2 separate regions of the Homo sapiens genome follow, and region 2 is linked to region 1. The links are chromatin loops, found by intact Hi-C in ENCODE. Cell type or tissue: PC-3. All regions are shown on one strand.

Region 1 (8,000 bases):
ATCTGGCTTAGTCATTTCACAATTCTAAACCAAGGAGCCTCTCTCTCCTATTGGAGTTTAGAAGTCATACTTTCTGCAGTTGCATAGTTGGGCATCAAATGAATCAGTTTCTAACATTTGAGAATGGAGTAGTAAAAAAATATTTCAGCAATAAGATCTAGATATCATTTAAGCATTACTTTCTCAAATGGAAGGGGAAAAAAGATCTTGATTGGTCTCAAGAAATGCACAAATCAGAGAATGGGCTGTTTTGAGACATTCTTACAAGGTCACCTACAGGAAAGCCCGGCCTACAGAGGATGCTGCTCTTTATTTATGGAACCAGTGAGCTGCTTGTGAAAGACTGGCTGGAAAAAAATAGAAAGCCTGGAAAAAAAAAAAAAAGGACAGAAAATGCTGTCTTCTTTTTGACTGGGAAGATCACAACTTTTAGCTTGCCCTCGTTTTGCCCTGGGACTGCCACATCTGCAGGTGAGACTTCCCAGAGTCTCATGTAAAACGATAGACAGATGGAAGTTCTAACCTTTAAAAAGGGTAGACCACATCTAAACAGTTGGGAATTTAATCAATTAAAAGATAAAGGAATTTACCCAGTGGTCTTTTCTCCTGAACAGGATGATCTTTTGCCTACAGGCATGCAAAAATTACTTTCTTTAGTTATTTTTAGGTCCAGTCTAAAAACAGAGAAGACATTGGCCAGAATGTCAGTTGACAGTTGTCTTCAATTAGTTCTGATACATAAGTGAGTTTTCAGAAAGGAAAAAAATAAAACTTCTATAGTATAGTTTCATTCGGAAACCTAAAAATACATTCCTAGCAATTTGGGTAGGAAAAGAAAGCTCTCTGCAATAAAACTGCATGTTTTGCAAAGTCCTTACCTTTTTGGTACTTTGAAAGCTTAAAAATTAAATCTGCTTTAAACAAAAATATTTCAGCTCATGTAACCTCTGTAAAAGGTGCTGTTGAGAAACGAATTAATAAAAATTAACTTTTCTAGAAAAATCTGTAAAGAAGAAAAAAGGCATGTGCAAGTGGTTAATGTAAGGCTTGTGTGTTTGAGTAAAAGTACTACTTAGGGCAAGCTGTCACCTAATAATGGTTATGCAGGGTAGGAGGGCCTCCACTGTTATACTTCTAATCCTCTTTTGTTTTGCTACTCAAATCAAAATATATACTTTTGATAATAGCCAATTGCTCTTTTACTAAGAGATAATCTCTACCTATAGAAATGTATTTTGAAAATACTTATTTTACACAGCAATTTTGTCCATTTAAACTAATCTTTTATCAATAAAACACTATTTAAATATTTTTAAAAATTAACAGATTAACAGTATGCAATGTTTTTCTATTTCTAACAAATACATTAAGCAGAGCATACTCATCTATCTCAAGTATGTTGAGTACTGTATCTTGAATTCCAAGCCTCTGGTGGACTTAAATAATTATTAACTATCGGGTGTTGGCATATCTACAGATATTTAAATAATGGTTAAGGTGATGAAGATGGAAACAGGTAGTTGAAAGAAATAACAGGCAGCGCCCAGTGACTAGCTGAGTCTGGAAAGACTCTTGAGAGTGGGTTAGATCTGTGGTAGGTGAAAATGCTGATATGGGAGGGGTCAGGGAAATGCTGGCTAGAGAAAGGCCTGGTCTCTGTCTAGGGTTCCAGCCCCAGGCTTGTGCCCATGGACCTTAGTGAGGACAGGCATTTCCGTTTTCCTGCCCAATGTTGCATTTCCCAAGACCACCCTGGCCCACCATGCCCCGATCCTGTGCCTATAAAACCCCCCGAGACCCTAGCGGGCACGCACACAAGCGGCTGGACTTCGACAGGAATGCACCAGTGTAAGAGCACACCGATAGATGCTGGCAGACCATCAACCAGTGGAATGAGGCGGAGTTTAGTGGGGGCAGTTGGAGGAGAGCCTGGGCTGCTGAGCGGCCCAACTCCGGGAGAAAACCACTTTCACACCCCATCTGCCTTCTGGCTCCCCCACCTGCTGAGAGCCACTTCCACTCAATAAAAGCTTGCACTCCTCCAAGCCCACGTGTGATCTGATTTTTCCAGTACACCAAGGCAAGAAACCCCTGGATACAGAAAGCCCTCTCTCCTAGTTCAATTAGGCAGGGGGCCTAATTGAACTGACTAACACAAGCTGTCTACAGATGGATAAACTACAGATGGAACATACTATAACACATGCCCACTGGGGCTTCAGCTGTAAACATTCACCCCTAGATGCTGCCGTGGGGTCGGAGCCCCACAGCCTGCCTGTTTGCATGCTCCCTAGAAGTTTGAATGGTGGGGCACTGAAGAAGCGAGCCACACCCCCATAACATGACCTGCGAGGGGGACAAGGGAACTTTTCCCGTTTCAATACTACATTTTAAACACTACTAAGAAGAGATCCTATCTGTTCATCTACTACTCCACGTCTAGTACCTAGCACAGTACTTTGCACATGGTGAGCATAAGATAAACATTTGTTTAATGGATAAATAAATGAATGACTGGAGTGGAGTCATTTTATTTTGATATCATGAAATTCCCTAAAGTCTCCATGGTAAGCATTGGGCTGCCAGAGGTCATTGTTCCTCTCAGGGTGTCATGATAACAGAGGAACAGCTCTGGAAATGTTGTTCCCCAGGACTCAAATAATATTTTTTTAAATGTATTTTTCTGTCACCTCCTAGTTTATTTTAATCTATATATCAAGAAGTCTAGAATTTTTGGAAAGTCTTTCCTACTATAGATTTGGTAACAAATTCTGTTGTTTCTACCCCTTAACTACTTCTTAAGTATGTTTCTTTTTTACCATTTTTATTCCTGATCTGTAACATGTGATCAATAAATGCATTTTGAATCAAAGAATGAATGGATTAGAAAGCTCATCCAACCCACGACCTGCAGGCCACATGCAGCCCAAGATGACTTTGAATGTGGCCCAACACAAATTCGTAAACTTTCTTAAATCATTATGGGTTCTGTTTTGCAATTTTTTTTTAGCTCATCAGCTATCATTAATGTTAGTGTATTTTATGTGTGGCCCACGACAATTCTTCTTCCAATGTGTCCCAGGGAAGGCAAAACATTGGATTCCCCTCAGTTAGAGAATATCATGACCCTAATTCAAGCATTCACTGAAAGGCTTGATGAAGGAAGGTAGCCTTGCATAAATACATTTTCCTACTTTATAGTTTTGTTCTTTGTGTACTGAAAATCAAGGTGGAAGAGGAAATTTTCCTAGTTATTTTTTTGTCCTCTCCAACTCCCTTACATGCCTGGTTTGATATTCCTATTTGTATGTCTTAGGGCGACCTCAAATTTAACTTTTAGGGCAAATTTACCATCTTCCCTCCTATTTCTGTTCTTTTCTGATTCCCTTATGTATGTTAGTACATAATTTTTTAGGCACTACACCTCTAAAATTGGAAGCCACATTTGATCACAGTCCCCAGTGGAATCAGTTGCCAGAATTTCTTAATACACTTATGACACCATTTCTTCCTTTCTGTTCCAACTGCTTTCACCCAGGCCTATGTTTCAAGCCTAGATAATTGAAAAATTCATAATTGAACTCTCTGCCTCTCAAAATTAGACATGTTTACCTGGGCTGCAACTATGGGGCGACTTCAGTAATCACAAGCCTTTTAGCATTCATTTGTCTTTGGCATTTAAGGTTATTTAAAATTTGATGTAGCAGTTTTTTTCTCTGTCTTCAGTTACTGCCCCAAAGGAAACTTTTGCCCCATTCAAACTTGACCATGGACACTTTGACATCAGGCCCAAGACTACCCTTTCTCAGGAATAATATTCCACTCTCATACTGCCACCTGTTTAAACAACTGAGTTTGGCTACTTGTAGGTACATTATGAAAAATAAAAGTAAATACTCTAACTGCAAATGCAGCCTGAATTTATTGTAACACAATTTGAGCAGGAAGAAAGTAACAAGGGAAATGACTAATACTTGAATAATTTGCTGCATATACAAATAGCACAATAATTGGCTCTGAGACTGGGGGAAAAAGATCATAAAAATCTTTTGCAACACTCCCAATTATGCCCCAAATTGAAAACTAAGAGTTTATGGCTGATAAAAAGAAGTGTAATTCAACAATTCTGTCTTTCGTGGATAATGGATGGGAGAGGGAGTCAAACTCTGCACATATCAGCTTTCTGGTGTGTGATAAAGGACATTATAAATGTATTTACTGAATTGCAACCTATTCTGTTATTTATAAAGAAAAAATGTCTGATTCATCTCTTATTTGCAATGAAAATACAGCAAAACTATTTTAAAGAGTCCTATCAGGAAGATCTGAGTGTGTATTCCCTGAATGTTTGGAATCGAGTCTTTTAGAACTCATCATAGTTTTTCCTACCACAACCAGAAACTACTTTAGGGAAAGAATAGTTTCAGAGGAAAGTCTTATTTTTCCATAATTGTGGGTTACAGTTATAAATAAACTGTGTCTACATGGAGGATCACATTAAACTAGGAAAGTATTATATTATGCACAGAGCTAAACTAGTGCATTTGGACTATATTCTATTTGTGTTCATTTCAGTGACAAATGCAGAGCATTTTCCCTCTGCTGACCCAATGCCAGTTTCAAATTCAATTAAATTTATTAATGAAAAATCAAAATTAACTGTGAGTTATTTTTGCAAGTATTTCAATTAATATCAAATTCAAAAGCTAGACTAAATGGGGATTATTTAACGTGTTCTGAGATGAAATCATACATTGCCAGTAGTAGAAAAGGGGGTATAATCAGGTGGTAAAAATACATTAGGGTTTAAAAAAGTTTTAAAAAGTATTGTCATAATTATAGCAGCTTTACAACATAGAATATTTAAAATTAAACAATAGCCAACAAAAAAGTCGAATATTTAGCAAGCACATAGGAATTTGACAAGGAAGTTTTGATTTCTAAAATACACGTTTTGGTCTGATCCATTTAAAAGTTAATGTTTTGAGTTATAACGTTTGATGATGTGAGAAATAACTTCAACTGAAAAGAAGAAACAATAATAGGCTAATGCAGTTTCTCATTTTAGCACTTCCTTTTATGGAGTTAAATATCTATAATGGGTATACTTTTGCTATCATGAAGTCAATAAGTTATTTTCACTGTATTTTGTAAATGTCATCTAAGTTACAGGGTTTTGGAACAGGCATTTGAGGAACTGAGTTAGATAGGCTCTATTAGGGGAACACTAACCTAAAAATGTGACATGTCCATTTGAGAAATATGGATGTTGAGGTAAACTCATTGGCAGGTTTGGGGACAAAGCGCAGTCATGCCAGTGGAGCCTGGCATCTGAAGAGAAACCTGCTAGGGGCCGCTTGGTAGCCTTGACAGAGAACAGGTTAATAACAGGGAAAGGCATGGAGGGATGAGCATCATACTGAGCAGCCTAAAAGCAAGAAATTCGCAAAGGTGGACTCAGACAGCTTTGTGATCAACATCAAAGAGGTTTGATAGCAGAGATAGCCCCATCTATATCCTATGGTGTGCAACAACACCATAGTTCAGAGATCTGTAAACATTTTTTGAATGCATGCCACTAACAATAAAACAAAAACAAGCATTCACATTCAATATGTATATATTTGTTTATGTAATATAAATATTAATGATAGGAATTAGTTAATATCCAATGGCACAATGTATAATAAAGTAGGAGTTCATCATTAAAAATAGTCAATCCACATTTTAGGTAGTCTTGATGGTTTGTTTTTGCAAATTTTTTGTTAGATATGATGAAATCATTATTTCATCTTTGATATGTAGCTTAGGAAGAGCCTGTATTTGTCTTTGCCATTTTCTTGGTTTTCTCTGATGCTTTATGAATATTACTTTCAATTCTTGGTTCATTTGGATTTAAATTCCTTTTTGTAATGGTTACTTTGAACCAAATAATGTAATCTGTAAGTTCATTTAACTGTCCACATGCAAACTTCATTTTTGAAATATGCAACTTTTATTTTAAGTTCAGGGGTACATGTGCGGGATGTGCAGGTTTATTACATAAGGTAAACAAATGTGTGCCGTGGTGGTTTGCTGCACACATCATCCCATCACTTAGGTATTAAGCCCAGCATCCGTTAGCTATTCTTCCTGATCCTCTCCCTCCTCCCACCTCTTGCCCTCTAACAGGCCCCAGTGTGTGCTGTTCCCCCCACCATGTGTCCATGTGTTCTTATCATTTAGCTCCCAATTATAAGTGAGAACATGCGGTATTTGGTTTTTTGTTCCTTCATTAGTTTGCTGAGGATAATGGCTTCCAGCTCCATCCATGTCCCTGCAAAGGACATGATCTTGTTTCTTTGTATAGCTGCGTAGTAATCCATGGTGTATATGTAACACATTTTCTTTATCCAGTCTATCATTGATGGGGATTTAGGTTGATTCCGTATCTTTGCTATTGTGAATAGTGCTGCAGTGAACATACAAATGCATGTGTCTTCATAATAGAATGATTTATGTTCCTTTGGGCATATACCTGGTAATGGGATTGCTGGGTTGAATGGTATTTCTGCTTCTAGGTCTTTGAGGAATCACCACACTGCCTTCCACTGGTTTAACTAATTTACACTCCCACCCACAGTGTAAAAACATTCCTTTTTCTCCACAACCTCGCCAGCATCTATTATTTTTTGACTTTTTAATAACAGCCATTCTGGCTGGTGTGAAATAGTATTTCATTGTGGCTTTGATTTGCATTTCTCTAATGATCAGTGATGACCTTTTTGTTTTTCATATGTTTGTTGGCTGCATGTATGTTTCTTTTGAGAAGTGTCTGTTCATATCCTTTGCCTTCTTTTTAATGAGACTAAGGTGTGTGCCACCATGCCCAGCTAATTTTTTGTATTTTTAGTAGAGATGGGGTTTCACCGTGTTAGCCAGGATGGTCTCAATCTCCTGACCTCATGATCTGCCTGCCTCAGCCTCCCAAAATGCTGGGATTACAGGCGTAAGTCACCATGCTGGGCCACTTTATTTCCTTCTTTTGCCTGATTGCCCTGGCCAGAAATTCTAATACTATGTTGAATAGGAATGTTGAGAAAGGACAACCTTGTCTTGTGCCAGTTGTCAAGGTGCTTTCAGCTTTTGCCTATTCAGCATTATATTGACTGTCAGTTTGTCATAGATGGCTCTTATTATTTTGAGGTATATTCCTTCAATACCTAGTTTATTAAGAGCCTTTAACATGAAGGGATGTTGAATTTTATCAGAGGCTTTTTCTGCATCTATTGAGATAATCATGTGGTTTTGCCTTTAGTTCTGTTTATGTGATGCATTGCGTTTATTGATTTGTATATGTTGAATCAACCTTACATCCCAGGGATATGCCTGCTTGATCATGGTGGATAAGCTTTTTGATGTGCTGCTGGATTCGGTTTGACAGTATTTTGTTGAGGATTTTTGCATGGGTGTTCATCAAGGATATTGGCCTGAAGTTTTCTTTTTTGTGTGTGTGTTTCTGCCACGTTTTGGCATCAGGATGATGCTGGCCTCATAGAATGAATTAGGGAGGAGTCCTTCCTTTTCAGTTTTTAAAAATAGTTTTAGTAGGAATCATACCAGCAATTATTTTGACCTCTGGTAGAATTCAGCTGTGAATCTGTCTGGTCTGGGGCTTTTCTTTGCCTGGTAGACTATTTATTAATGCCTCAATTTCAGAACTCATTACTGGTCTATTCAGGGTCTCAGTGTCTTCCTGGTTCCATCTTGGGAGGGTATACGTGCCCAGGAATGTTTCCATTTCTAGATTTTTTGTTTACATATATAGAGGTATTTATAGTATGCTCTGATGGTTGGTTGTATGGGGTCAGTGGTAATATTCTTTGAGGATCTTTGAGGTGCTGACATTTGAATGGGGTTTTGTGAGGTCTTTTTGTTGATGTTGTTGTTGTTGCTTTCTGTTTGTTTGTTTTTCTTTTAACAGTCAGGTTAATCTTCTGTAGGGCTGCTGCAGTTTGCTG
Region 2 (8,000 bases), 67 kb before region 1:
TGGACAGATGGATGACAGCCTTGGTGCCAGAAAGAACTTGGAGCAAGGAACTGAAAGGTGATCTGAATGGCTGGAGTATCTCTGAGTGATTCATGACATATGAGGTACAATGTTAGGAAGATTATTTTCTTCATGATAACAGTAGCAGAAAGCTATAGAAGGGTGTTAAGCTTGAGAACAATCTAATTGTATTAACATTTTTTTAATTGTTATACTTTAAGTTTTAGGGTACATGTGCACAATGTGCAGGTTAGTTACATATGTATACATGTGCCATGCTGTTGTGCTGCACTCATTAACTCGTCATCTACATTAGGTATATCTCCTAATGCTATCCCTCCCCCCTCCCCCCACCCCACAACAGTCCCTAGAGTGTGATGTTCCCCTTCCTGTGTCCATGTGTTCTCATTGTTCAATTCCCACCTATGAGTGAGAATATGCGGTGTTTGGTTTTTTGTTCTTGTGATAGTTTACTGAGAATGATGATTTCCAATTTCATCTATGTCCCTACAAAGGACATGAACTCATCATTTTTTATGGCTGCATAGTATTCCATGGTGTATATGGGCCACATTTTCTTAATCCAGTCTATCATTGTTGGACATTTGGGTTGGTTCCAAGTCTTTGCTATTGTGAATAGTGCCGCAGTAAACATACGTGTGCATGTGTCTTTATAGCAGCATGATTTATAGTCCTTTGGGTATATAGCCAGTAATGGGATGGCTGGGTCAAATGGTATTTCTAGTTCTAGATCCCTGAGGAATCGCCACACTGACTTCCACAATGGTTGAACTAGTTTACAGTCCCACCAACAGTGTAAAAGTGTTCCTGTTTCTCCACATCCTCTCCAGCACCTGTTGTTTCCTGACTTTTTAATGATTGCCATTCTAACTGGTGTGAGATGGTATCTCATTGTGGTTTTGATTTGCATTTCTCTGATGGCCAGTGATGGTGAGCATTTTTTCATGTGTCTGTTGGCTGCATAAACGTCTTCTTTTGAGGAGTGTCTGTTCATGTCCTTTGCCCACTTTTTGATGGGGTTGTTTGTTTTTTTCTTGTAAATTTGTTTGAGTTCATTGTAGATTCTGGATATTAGCCCTTTGTCAGATGAGTAGGTTGTGAAAATTTTCTCCCATTTTGTAGGTTGCCTGTTCACTGTGATGGTAGTTTCTTTTGCTGTGCAGAAGCTCTTTAGTTTAATTAGATCCCATTTGTCAATTTTGTCTTTTGTTGCCATTGCTTTTGGTGTTTTAGACATGAAGTCCTTGCCCATGCCTATGTCCTGAATGGTAATGCCTAGGTTTTCTTCTACAGTTTTTATGGTTTTAGGTCTAACATTTAAGTCTTTAATCCATCATGAATTAATTTTTGTATAAGGTGTAAGGAAGGGATCCAGTTTCAGCATTCTACATATGGCTAGCCAGTTTTCCCAGCACCATTTATTAACTAGGGAATCCTTTCCCCATTGCTTATTTTTCTCAGGTTTGTCAAAGATCAGATAGTTGTAGATATGTGGTGTTATTTCTGAGGGCTCTGTTCTGTTCCATTGATCTATGTCTCTGTTTTGGTACCAGTACCATGCTATTTTGGTTACTGTAGCCTTGTAGTATAGTTTGAAGTCAGGTAGCGTGATGCCTCCAGCTTTGTTCTTTTGGCTTAGGATTGACTTGGCGATGCAGGCTCTTTTTTGGTTCCATATGAACTTCAAAGTAGTTTTTTCCAATTCTGTGAGGAAAGTCATTGGTAGCTTGATGGGGATGGCATTGAATCTATAAATTACCTTGGGCAGTATGGCCATTTTCACAATATTGATTCTTCCTACCCATGAGCATGGAATGTTCTTCCATTTGTTTGTATCCTCTTTTATTTCATTGAGCAGTGGTTTGTAGTTCTCCTTGAAGAGGACCTTCAAAGGATCATTTTAAGTGGGAGGAACTGTCAGGAGATTGTTGAAAAGTCCACTAAGAGATGAAGGTGGCCAAGTTAGGTCAGTAATGGAGATGGAGAGAAGTAGACAGACTGAAGAAAGATTTTGGGTTGGAATAAGGGATTGGCATAAACCTAGAAGGATTTTGGGGGTACAGGGTTCAGGGAGAGGGAGAAGTGTAGTTAAGGATAAATTTCAGAGTTATGCCTGAAATTACTAGTGTTAGTTACTAAGAGGCAAAGGTGTTTGCAATGGGGTTGGATAGGAAGAAAGGGAAGAAAATAAATTCAGCTTTTAGTGCATCAAGATTGTGATTCACATAGGATATTAAAGAGAATTTTCAGTAAGCACTTGTCTAAACTCCTGGGGAGAATTTGGGCTGGATACATATTCCCTCCCCCAACCCCTCCCCCACACTTGAGATTTGTTTGCATGTAAATAAATTATGGAAATTCAGAGCAAGGCATACTTTGTGTTTATCCATATTCTAGGTGAAACAAACCTATCTTAGCTTTCATGCTGACAGGTCTGCTAATTTCCTTATCTCTTTCTCGTTGATGACAAACATAATCTCAGTTCATGCTCAGTGATCTGAAATAAACTGTGAATAAAAATGTTTTGGTATGTTCGCAGGGACAAACAAGTTGTGGGTTTTAAACACACAGTAACAATCTGATCAATGGCTAGCAAAGTAGCAAAGTCATTTTATCATAATAAAAAGTATCTCTGCTTCTTCAGGTGTTGATGTCTTCTAATCAAGCTACTGCAATGAAGATATTTACTGAATTGCAGCAGCTTCTCAGAGAAGTAAAATAAAGATTTATTAGGTAACAAATTTGTCAACATATGATCATGGCAGCTGTTCAACATAGACCTCCCACTTTAAGTTCATGTTATTGGGAGACTGCCAAGCATCTGTAAAAGGAAAGAAACAGTGCTCCTGAATCCTATCCTTACACACACAGTGTATCCTGATTGTTCCATGCGATTTGCAGCTCTCTAGCTTCCAATCTGGTCTAGCTCCTGTATTTTCAAGTGACTCCATTTAACTGCTCCTGTAGCTCTTCATTTATTGCATGATGCTGTAGAAATAGTATAAACAGATCTGAGTTTGGGCAAGTCAGCTTCCTTATCTGGAAGATGGAGATAGTATTCTCCTTGAGCATGTGTTGTGAGCTGAATAAAATAGGGTAAAGTGCTGTGTGTAAAATGTGTGTGTTGTATTTTATAGGCACTTAGCAAATATTTACATGCACTTGTGACTACCGCCCTTAAAACTGTTTTCTTGGAATTACGTTCTGTGAGCTGCTTCTATGAGAAACACAGACAGAAATATGTATAGGTATTCTAGCCTGTTCCCTCTCCCTTCTCAGAAAGGAGCTAGGCGCCAAGAAAAAAAAAAATGCTGTTACAGGTTTAGAAGGATCACCAAATCTAATATCTTTAAAAAGCCATCCACTAACATTTTTGTATGATTAACTCATTCCCCGTTGATGCAGAAAGACCTGAACAGAATAAATAGCTTGTATGCATATATAATTGTTGTATTTTTCACAGTGAATTTAATGTGCCTCAATGTCAATAGTAACCAGATTTTTCAGTTGAAAATTGGAAAAACTATCAGGGTGACCCCAGAGCTTAGATTACATGGCATTTACTGTCTTTGACATGAAGAGATTAATAGAGAGCTTATTCTACTTCATCAATATAGATGATAATCTGAAAAACCATCCTGTTTTATGAATAATTTTGTGTCAATTGCTTCTAAATTAGATCTATGTTCCCCTGTGAATTCTTAATTACTATCTTTGCTCCCATCTAATTTAAATTTAACATTTTTGTTTTCTTTGCACAAATTCTATTTTTGTAGAGCTCTGAAATGCACTTTTTAAAAGGATGTTTTTCAATGAGTCCAGATGGTACCAATAATTATTTATTATCTTTAGCTTCCACCATTATCTGTCATCCAATCTGTGATATTATAAATCATGTTCAGTGCTCAGAGCTGCTGTAGCAATTCACTGGAAAAACGCTTGTGTAATAAGTTCAGAGGAATCCAACATATTATCGAGGTAGAACTACTTTCAAAGCTTTAATTAAAAGTCTGATGACTATACTAGCTTCGTATTAGCGTTTTATGAGTAGTTGCTTATGACTGTAATCCTTTTTGCTCGTCTCTAATTCACTGAATACCCAACTATAGTTCCATAGAACTTGTCACAGAGTGAACTGAAGTTTTACCTGTCACCAGTGTGAAACTAGGAAAAGTTAACAGCAGAAGTAATTTGCCGATTTAATAAATAAGACCCTTCAGTTAATTTTTACTTGGAGGGGATTAGAAAGCTCTTTCTGCTGGGGGTGGGGGTGACTCACTAGATCATGGTATTCAAGGGAAGACATGACTGCTTTGTTTTTATTGTTTACTCCAGGACCAAACCCATGTAAATGCTCAGTACATGCAATTTATTTTCAGTCCCTGGAATGATCTTCAAACCCTTGCGTGCCAGTTAAAGCGTACTTACCCAGACTATTCCTTTCAAACAGAATTAATCTTGCTATTTGAGTGTTCCCTTACCATTTTGTGATGATCTGTGATATAATACTTGTTGCATTTTTTACGATTTGTTTTCATTTATCTCTTTAAATGGTGATCACATTGAGGACAAAGCCAAGATTTTTCTCACAAATCCTCATGTCAATAGTATCTAACAGAGTAGATTGCATATATCATGGGCTCAACAAACATCTTTTGAATTAATTACTAATCAATGTTTCTGAGAGCAGTTGATATGTATGTGTGTGCATCAGCCATAACTTGCTGTATTATTAGGACATAGCATTTTGGTGGTCAACTAAAACTATTTTTCTTTTCTTCCTTTTTAATTTTTTTCTCTTCTTTCTCCATTACAAATTGCTATTAAATTTGCTTCCGCTAAAATGCAGGATATAATTAATTTAAAAAATACAAATGCAGGACTTTATATTGGGTCTTGCTATTATACATTTATTTTGCTGAATGTTTCAGCCTATCAAAATATTAAAAAATAAAATCCATCAAAATTACTTTTGAATGTTTGATTTAAAAAATATTCTATGTATTTACCCAAATTGTTCAGAAGCTCCTCAATTATGAAAGCAAAAACCAAGCCACTGGAGACTTCTCTTTAGTTCTAAACAAATTTATTAATCAACTCATTGATTATATTAAGTTATCTAACTATGAATAAGCTTAATTGTACTATATCCAGCTCAATTTCTATATGCTCCCCACAAGGATTTCATAAAAAAAAACTAAAACCTTCTTAAAATTAATTTTATATTACAGAGTGCCAATGTCTAGTATCTCAATAGAAAACATTAAGTGACAGCAATGGAAATAGTGGCATAAGAACTTTCAAAAAATTCTCTTATAAAAAGCAATGAGAACACTAGAAAAAGTTAACAAAAATCAGTGTTTTAAGAAACCAAGGCTTATAATAATTTGTGAACATTTATTCAAGAAAAATGGGCTGGGTGGAGTGGCTCATGCCTGTAATCCCAGCACTTTGGGAGGCTGAAGCAGGTGGATCACTTGAGCTTGGGAGTTTGAGACCAGCCTGACCAACATGGTGAAACCCTGTCTCTACTAAAAATAGAAAAATTAGCCAGGGGTGGTGGTGGGTGCCTGTAATCCCAGCTACTCAGAAGGCTGAAGCAGGAGAATCAGAAGAATTGCTTGAACCTGGGAGGCAGAGGTTGCAGTGAGCCGAGATTGTGCCACTGTACTCCAGCCTGGGTGACAAAGCCAGGTTCCATCTCAAAAAAAAAAACAAAAGAAAAAAGAAAAAAGACTTATTCTCAATAAAAACATTAAGTTTTGTGATGTTTCAACTTACCCTATCCCCATCTTCCTCTTCCCATTTGTGGTAGCCTTGAAAATCAACAGCCTTGTAATTATCTTGAAAACCAGCAGTCTAGCAGCCACTGGAGAATGTATTTGGGGTTGGAATTCCTACAAAGCCCCATTCTTAACTGTTATTATTTGACCTGTCTGGCAATTCCTTGGAAAATCCTACTCCCAATGCTTGTCTGTATTTGACCTGTGTTACAACTCTTTCAGTATAAACACACTTTTGCCCAGGGATATTTGTTGAAATAATCTGTGGCAGTTGCTCGAGGTAGTGAAAGGATGAGTTGACCAAACCACTTTTAAAAAAGCTTATTGGACCCACCTATTAAAGCTTTGGAAAGATCTGACATTTTCCTGGGAATCTAGAAGGGCCCTCACATGCAGAGACATGTTTTTGCATAGGGCTATGTGCATACTCAAGAAAGACCCAAGAGGGCCTTAAACTCTCCACAAGTAAGAAGTAAAAGCTCTATATGTGCCACATTTTCTCATACTATGCAGCCATAAAAAAGAATGAGTTCATGTCCTTTGCAGGGACACAGATGAAGCTGGAAACCATCGTTTTCAGCAAACTAACCCAGGAATAGAAAACCAAACACCGCATGTTCTCACTCATAAGTGGGAGATGAACAATGAGAACATATGGGCACAGGGAGGGGAACATCACACATTGAGGCCTGTTGGGGGTCAAGAGGAGGGATAGCATTAGGAGAAATACCTAATGTAGACGACAAGTTGATGGGTGCAGCAAACCACTATAGCACGTGTATATGTGTGTAACAAACCTGCATGTTCTGCACATGTATCCCAGAACTAAAGTATAATTTAAAGAAAAAAAAGATAGTGTAGCCCTGCAGTTTACAATTAAGTGCTGGCCACATTATTAACTTGTGCCCAAACCAGAGTAAAGACCCCTGAGGCAAAAAAAAAAAAAAAAAAGGTAAAACCTGACTGGTCATGGTGGCTTATGGTTATAATCCCAGCACTTTGGGAGGTTGAGGCTGGCGGATCACCTGAGGTCAGGAGTTCGAGACCAGCCTGGCCAACATGGTGAAACCATGTCTCTACTAAAAATACAAAAAAAATGAGCCGGGCATGGTGGCACACACCTGTAATCCCAGCTACTTGGGAGGCTAAGGCAGGAGAATCACTTGAACACGTGAGGCAGAGGTTGCAGTAAGCTGAGATCACGCCACTGCACTCCAGCCTGGGTGACAGAGCGAGACAAAAAAGCTAAGGCAGAGTGTTAAACTGCTGGACTTGAGTGTTGAAGCCATGCCCCACCGGATACACAGAGAGCCTTTTGGTAAAAGCTGGGAGCTTATTGGTTACAGGCATTTAAAGAAATTTACGTTCAGTCAGTATTTGACCAGTAAGCTGAGCAGAAACTTCGATAGCCCCACGGTACAAAGAACATAGACTTCAGAAACATAGTTCAGGAAAGTCAGTAAACAAACAGCAGCAGCAGCAACAATAACATGAACAAATAGCATTAAACACATATATTTAGACAGAAGAAAATTCTCGAAGCAATTTTGTAAACTTCCACCTTAAGAACTTAGAAAAAAACAGATAAAGACATCATAAGAAAACTACCGACCAATGTCAGTTGTGAATATAGATTCACAAATCCTCAACAAAATACTAGCAAACTGAATCCAGCAACATACCAAAAGGATATCCACTGTGATAGGAGACGAGTAGCTCGCTAAAGATGTCTACATTTGAATCCCTGGAACCTTTAAATATTTTAGGCTACCTGGTAAAGGGCAATTAAGGTTGCAAATGGAATTAATGCTGCTAATTGAAAAAACAACAACAGCAAAAACCACACGCCTTAAAACCTTAAACAGTAAGGGTAGCTTGGATTATCCAGGTGAGCCTAATGTAATCACACAGGGACAGGAGTAAACAAGTGGAGGAATAAAGTGGAGGATCACGAGGGAAAGAGATCTCAAATGGCAGGACGTTGAAGCCTGTAGTGATTGTGAAGAGAAGACTTCTGCAATTTTTCCATGGTGGGAATCTGTCTAGTATCACGGATGTGTGAGAAGAGCTGGAAGAGTTTTGTGCCTTACGTGCTGTGATGTGCATGCCTCCCGTGCTCAAGCTCTCAGTCAACTCTATTATCTATGCAGTTTTCAGACTGTAATACTTTGGAGATTAAAGGAACCAATGTATGAG

The links. Peaks named below come from ENCODE experiments on the same cell type or tissue, not always from the same donor. Only the 100,000 strongest peaks of a DNase experiment are listed, where the experiment ranks them.
Region 2: a loop joins it to region 1, with 3 times the contacts of the local background. A loop is called at or near these places in 1 of 110 quality-filtered maps.

The regions. Positions count from the first base shown.
Region 1 is chr11:96,744,873-96,752,872 of GRCh38, forward strand. No RefSeq gene overlaps it. Among named protein-coding and RNA genes, the nearest start is that of LINC02737, 240 kb to the left of the region's middle. In PC-3, no CTCF peak of the experiment used is centred here; a DNase peak (open chromatin) is centred at 3,959; H3K4me3 peaks cover 961 bases; H3K27ac peaks cover 2,023 bases.
Region 2 is chr11:96,677,583-96,685,582 of GRCh38, forward strand. No RefSeq gene overlaps it. Among named protein-coding and RNA genes, the nearest start is that of LINC02737, 170 kb to the left of the region's middle. In PC-3, no CTCF peak of the experiment used is centred here; no DNase peak of the experiment used is centred here; H3K27me3 peaks cover 1,066 bases.